Regions from separate parts of the Homo sapiens genome. Here region 2 is linked to region 1. Evidence: chromatin contacts called from ENCODE Hi-C data. All regions are on one chromosome and are shown on one strand. The core of a region is the stretch at or near the end of the contact, and the rest is flanking DNA. Distances in the headings are between cores, read along the strand shown.

Region 1 (3,103 bases), core at 529-3,028:
CTCCTCCCTAGTCACAACCAGCGCCATCTCTTTTATGGAAGTGAACCCCAAACTTCCAATAGGGTACTGACTTAGACACTCTGGACTCTATCTTTTAAGGAAAGGGGAAAGAAAGGGGAGGGGGAGGAAAAGGAGGGAGGAAGAGAAGGAAGGGAGAGGGAGAAGGGAAGAGGGGAAGCGGAGGACAAAGGCGCCCCTTGCTGCCTCCTCCTCCCTCCCTCCCTCTGCCCCTCCCCCTCCCTGCTCTTTCTGCGCCCATATTGACCCTCCAGGCCACCGTCTCCAACTTGGCTAACAGGCTGATCTTTCCAAAGCACCAAGAGATCACGTCACCTCCCACTTAAAACCCTCAGTCTCGTGCCACCAAGAGGATAAAATCCTCTTCTGTCCTAAGCTTCCGAGCTCCCCTAGAATCTGGCCTGGGAGACCCCTCCTGAAGCCCCGCCCGCCCAGGGCCATGCACACCTCCCCAGACACCAGACGTCTCAGGGTTTACACGGGGTGCCCTCCGCGGCCCCCTTCCTGTCTTCACATCTATGTATTCTGTGTATCATTACCCCAACCTCTGATGGAGAAACAGGTTCAAAGTGATTGAGTCGCATCCCCAAGGTCGCACACGGATAAGCAACCTAAACCCAAGTCCTCATGCTCTCTTCCCCTGGGAGGGGTCGGACATGGAGGCCCGCAGGCGTTTTCTCCACCTTCCACAGCCTTGATTGTGCGGAGGCAGCAGCGCCACCCACAGGCAGCTCTGGCTTGAATCCCAGCTTCCCCACTTCACCTGGGGGACCTTTGGTGGGTCACTGAACCCTTTGGGCTCTTCATCTGTAAAGCGAACTAAGAACACAGCCTGGGCTGACGGGGAGGATTACTGAGAAGGAGAAATGCCATTTCCTGGGCCTTTTGCAAAATGTGTAACGGACATCCGCTAGCAGAAAGTCTGAAACTAGATTTCACCACTTGGGAGGTGGGAGAGCGGTGGGTAGGGGGGTTTGATCTGAGCCACCCCAGATTTCAGGGCCAACGCTGATCTGGAAGCTCCTGGGGACTTCTGAGACTCTCCATCCCCTGGCATTAGAAAATGTACAGGGAAGCACGCTGGAAACCAGGAAGCTCTAGGCAAGTGTAGATTACCATGACCAAGCCTGGGCTGGGAAGAGGAAGAGAGGACAGAGCCAGGCTGGGAGGGAGCCAGAAAACACTCTTGTGGGCTGGGCTCTAGCAAAAAGTGCTGATTTGGGGAATCCGTGGATTAGAGAAGAATCTCTTTGCCTATATCTTGCTGTGTGACCATGGGTAAAGTCCCAAACTTCTCTGAACCTCAGTTCCCACAGCTATAAAACCAGGATATTGGGCCAGCCTCCTAGATCTTTGCAGGTATCAGCTGTCTATGAAGTGTCACCCACTCGTACCACCTCTGTTCCGTGAGACACGGTCACCTCACCACCTTGGGAGGCGTTGTTGCTTCCATTTCCAATGTGAGCAAACGGAGGCTCTGTGAACCGTGTTCCCAAGGTTGCAGAAGGAGAAGGGGCCGGGCCAGAAGCAGAACCAGCTCCATCTGCCCTCCAGGGCGGTGCTCTGCCGCAGTCCCTGAGATGGCTGCCCTCCCTCCGTGCAGGCGCTGGCCTGAACAGGCTGGCCCAGGGCCCCCCAAGCCTTCCATGCTGGTGGGAGGGCCGCCTGCACAGCCAGTGCGTCCTCCTCGGCGGCCCGTGCCAAGCAGCCCTGCCCAGACCGCACGAGGAGCTGGCCACGACCTGCCAGGCCCGCTAAGCCCCTCCCGCCTGTTTCTCATTTAGAGCAAGCCCCGGCTGCAGCCCAGACATTCCAGAGGGGACAGTCAGACGCCAAGCCCGCCCATGGCTTGGGAAACCGGGCTGCAGGCAGCCCCGTGGTCAGGAAGCTCCACAATGTTTTCCCCTCCCTGTCGACATTTTAAAAGTTGCTTAACCCCTGGAGAAGTCTGGTCCACTCTTTTGGGGCCCGGCTGAACTGAGCCATCCCTGACCCTGGCATTCAAGGGCTCCATGGCCAGGAATAAAAATGACTCTGTAGATGAGCTGGACTCCCCATGGTTCCCAGGCTCTCCTGGCTCAGACCTCCTTCTCCAGCTCTTTGTTCTGGCTGGTCTCCACCTCTGAGACAGCCTCCCTTCCAGCTGGGAGTCCTGAGGCTTCCTGGTGGAGGAGGCATCAGAACAATACAATTGCCACTAATTAGGTGTCAGCTGCTGGCTGAAGTGAACACCCCCACTTACCCCCGCTCCCAGAAGATGCAGGTGGAATCGCTCTAGCTGTCCCTGGAAGAATCCTACCCTTCACACAGCCTTGAGTGCGTTAATTATAGATTGCCGCCTAATGACATAAGTAGCGTTCCTGAATTCCGCCAAAGTGACAATTTGCCATCAACATAAAGCCGCTGCCCGCGCTGCTAGCTGGCCGGGCATCCGGGCGCGAGGCTCTGCGCTCCTCCCGGCCCCTCCCTCCGCCACCCTGCCCAGCACCTGGATGACGCTTGCTTGGCTTGCTAGTCAAAATACATCCTTTTCCCTGTCACCGCTGCCATCTCAGCCCCCAAAAGTAGGGCCTCTTCTTTTTTCCTTCATCTTTTTTTTTTGCCCTGATTTATCAACCCTTGCTGATGGAACCAAGGGCTTTTAAAAACTGTTCCCACAGAATGGCAGTTCCTCAAAAAACTAAAAATAGCATGATCATTGGTCCCAGCACTTCCGCTTCTGGGTATACACCCAGAAAATGAGAGGCAGCATCTCCAACAGATATTTGCACACCCGTGCACACAGCCGCGCTTTTCACAATAGCCGAAAGGCCCAAAGACAGCGGAAGCAGCGCCAGAGTCCCTGGACAGATGAATGAGTAAATAAGACATGGTGTATATGTACAGTGGAATATGGTTCCGCCTTAAAAAGGAAGGAGATTCTGGTGTGTTCTACAACGTGGGTGAACCTTGAAAACACTATGCTAGGTGAAATAAGCCAGACACAAAAGGATAAATACTGTAAGACTCCATTTATACAAGATACCCAAAGTGGTCAAAATCATAGACAGAAACCAGAATGGAGACTTCCAGGGGCTGGGGGAGT
Region 2 (3,067 bases), core at 66-2,565, 160 kb after region 1:
CACTCCCACCGCCCGCTTCGGCCACACGGGGGGGGTCACCCTCAAATTAGGGTCATCCTGTTACTTCTTTTTAAAATATGCTTTGGGGGTAAAATCTAACAATGGGAATTCAGTCCCAATTTTCAAGGAAGGCCTTTGATTCCACTCTTTTATTATTGGTTATTCTTGAACCTCAAAATAGATACTAATATTCCCCCAGGCCTTTTCCAGGTTGTTGTCAGTTAGAAAAAAACAGCCTAGGACAGTGGTTCTCAACTGAGGGTTGTTTTGCCCCTCCAGGAAACCTGCGGCAATATTTGGAGATATTTGTGATTGTCAAGACTGAAGGGGCTTGGGCTTTGGGGTGCTACTGGCATCTAGTGGGGAGAGGCCAGGGATGCCACTGCACATCTACGATGCACAGGACATCTCCCCAACAAAGGATGAGCCAGTCCACATAGCAACTGTCCCAAAAGTGGGCAGCCCTGGGCCACACCCGTCAACTTAAACACTGGCTTCCTTGTGGGGACCGCACCTAAATCTAAAAAAAAAAAAATAGACTGAAAGAGAAAGTGGGGAGTCAGGAAGAGAGTGGGAAAGGGAGAAAGAGGTGGAGAGAATTGAAAAGACAGAGAGAAGAGGAGGGGCCCACACCATCTACTTCTCTGGCAATAAAGAAACTGTGGAATCCCAGTCAATTTCATCATTGTAGAAATCATTTGAATTCCAGAGTTGCCTGGAGCTGAGAATCTGGGGCTCCTAGGGAGCTCCGAGCCTCGTGAAGGGGGAAGGCAGCCTGAAATGGCAGAGGGGGCAGGGGGACTGCATTTGTCAGCACCCCCCTGCCCGCAGCCCTCCACCAAAAAAAAAAAAATGCTCCGAGTGACTTCCCTCCAGAGCTGGGCTTGGCCACTAAGGCAGGGATGTCAGGGGCTGCCCTAGATTTGGTGGCTCAGCTGTGAGCCCTGCAACAGCGGCTGCAGGAGATGAAAAACAAATATATACTTCCTGAAGTCAAAGAGATAAAAATACAATTTCTGCTGCGTATGCCACTCTTTCACGCAGCATCAACACTTATGTGGGGTGACGGGGGGAGGAGGATGACCACGCAAGCTTAAGTGATTTTTTTAAAAAACACGATCCAGAGAGATTACATAAAAAGTACAATTAAGGGACGCTCAGAATCCCGAGGCCTTCAAGAACGTGCTAGCTCCGGAATATTTTTAGAACAATCACTGGAGTGATTCTTCTTAGTTGTAGAAACACTCCAAATCAGAAAGTCAATTTTTCCTCTATTTGCAGCAGTGCTGGCTCCACTGGACGGAATGCGTGTGTTTTGCTTGGCGGCTGTTCATAATACTGTCTTGGCAGCGTTTCCTTGGAGCGCACACGGTGAACCTGGCTCTCGCATACAGTAGCACTTTCATTTTAAGCGCCCCAGCCACGCTTCCCTAATAACAGCCTGGGAACTGCAAAACCCCTGTAAGCCCAGCCCTTTAAATGGGGAACAGAGCAGGGCTTTCGGGGCCCCGCTCGCCACAATAGGGACTGTAAACTGGGGCTGGTGCTTTCAATCAAGAAACGTGGCTCTCGTTAGAAGGCAGAAAATAAAACAATGCCGGCACGTTCTGGAGACCACAGCGCGCTACCTTTCACCTCGTCCTCGCCACACACACCCAGGCCCAGCCCCGCTGCCTCCTCTACCCTCCTGCTGTCCTGCCAGGTACCAGGTGTACCAGACCGGCTGAAGTTTGGATGGGAAGGGACATGGCAACTTGGGAACCACACTGGGGCTGGGGCTGTGGGCCAGAAAGATCTGATTCTCCTGCTTCCTAGCCTTGGCTGAACATGAATGAGTGAGCTCAACTCTGAGCTCCAAGTTCCTTATCCATAAATGCGAGTGACACCTGTATTGAGGATGTGGAAAGATTCCAGAGCGTGCATGGAAGAGTCCTGCCTCTGGTCAGTGCTCAATAGAGAATGCTATTTAATGATCAAAATGTAAATGAGTGAATGAATGAATGAATGAATGAATGAGTGAATGAATGGATAAAAGAGTGAATGAATGAATGAGTAAATTAGTGAATAAGTGAATAAGTGAATGAATGAATGAGTGAATAAGTGAGTGCAAGACAGCAGGATGGGGCTAAGAGGGGCTAAGATGAGATGGGACCGCTCATGAACAAATCCCCAAACCCCTCTCTGTCACTGATCAGCCACCGTGGTCAGCCACTGCCACCAAGTAGTCGTCATTCAAAAGGGGCCTTCCAGGTACAATTTCAGCCCCTCCCTGGCATCAAGAAACGTAGTGATTTCGGCCTCTTACAACTGGCTCATCACCACTGTCTGTTCGCACACTCCTCTTTCTTTCTCCCTATGTTGTTTACAAAGGTTTCATTATGTTTTCAACTAATCAGAAAGGCCCCGCTAATACACAATTAACATGTGATTATAAAAAAAATTAAAATAGCTTCCAGAAGAAGGAAATGTAATTAAGTAGAGAATGCTTTTCAATAAGTGCTTGCTTTAACCCATTGTCAGAACACAGTCTACGTTCGTCCACAATGCCTAGAACAGATGCCAAGGGCAGAATGTTAAAAGGAAGTTTAAAAAAAAAAGGGGACATTATTTTCTGGGGGAATAATAGCCATCAACTTGGTACAACATGCCGGAGAACTCGGATTCCGGCTGCAGAGGAGAGACCCTCCTCCCAATCCTCTTACCTCTTTTTTCTGGAGAAAGAAAAAAAAGTTTCCCTTCTAAAAAAATGAAATAAATGATTAAAGCCAAATCTAAGATAATAAGAATACATGCAACTAAATAGAGAAACCAACAGCCAAACACACACACTAACGAACCCCACTGCCAACAGAAGTTCTGGTCCAGACCATGAAGAGGGTTTGATAGCACCTCTTTTTCATCAAGTCTGTGATCATTTTGTTTCAAATCATTTCTGGCCAAATTTCAGAAGGGATCTGTCTTTTTAAAACCCCAAATCTAAAATGCGTTTGTAGACTCCTGTTTGAAAAGCAGGCTGACCAATCTGAAGGATTTTATTTCTCCCCCTTCTCTGCAGCCATCCCAAAGC

Evidence for each region. Hi-C counts contacts between places; a loop is a spot of excess contacts on that map. Pooled maps may share reads with other maps.
Region 2: a loop to region 1 is called in a map of sigmoid colon, with 2.1 times the contacts of the local background. The contact joins two enhancer-like sites. A Hi-C loop is called at or near these places in 3 of 168 maps with a recorded cell type or tissue (ascending aorta, ovary and sigmoid colon) and 7 of 50 pooled maps.

The regions. Positions count from the first base shown.
Region 1 is chr14:99,034,318-99,037,420 of GRCh38, forward strand. The region is part of intron 1 of LOC107984696 (a long non-coding RNA gene); the gene reads right to left. Among named protein-coding and RNA genes, the nearest start is that of BCL11B, 240 kb to the right of the region's middle. Within about 2 kb of position 1,779, at least 19 of the 41 ENCODE cell types and tissues checked have a DNase peak (open chromatin) inside an H3K27ac peak, as active enhancers do; they include sigmoid colon, where a contact is called at or near this core.
Region 2 is chr14:99,190,881-99,193,947 of GRCh38, forward strand. All of the region lies in intron 3 of BCL11B (BCL11 transcription factor B), which reads right to left. Among named protein-coding and RNA genes, the nearest start is that of BCL11B, 80 kb to the right of the region's middle. RefSeq lists an enhancer at 1,050-1,611. Within about 2 kb of position 1,316, at least 15 of the 41 ENCODE cell types and tissues checked have a DNase peak (open chromatin) inside an H3K27ac peak, as active enhancers do; they include sigmoid colon, where a contact is called at or near this core.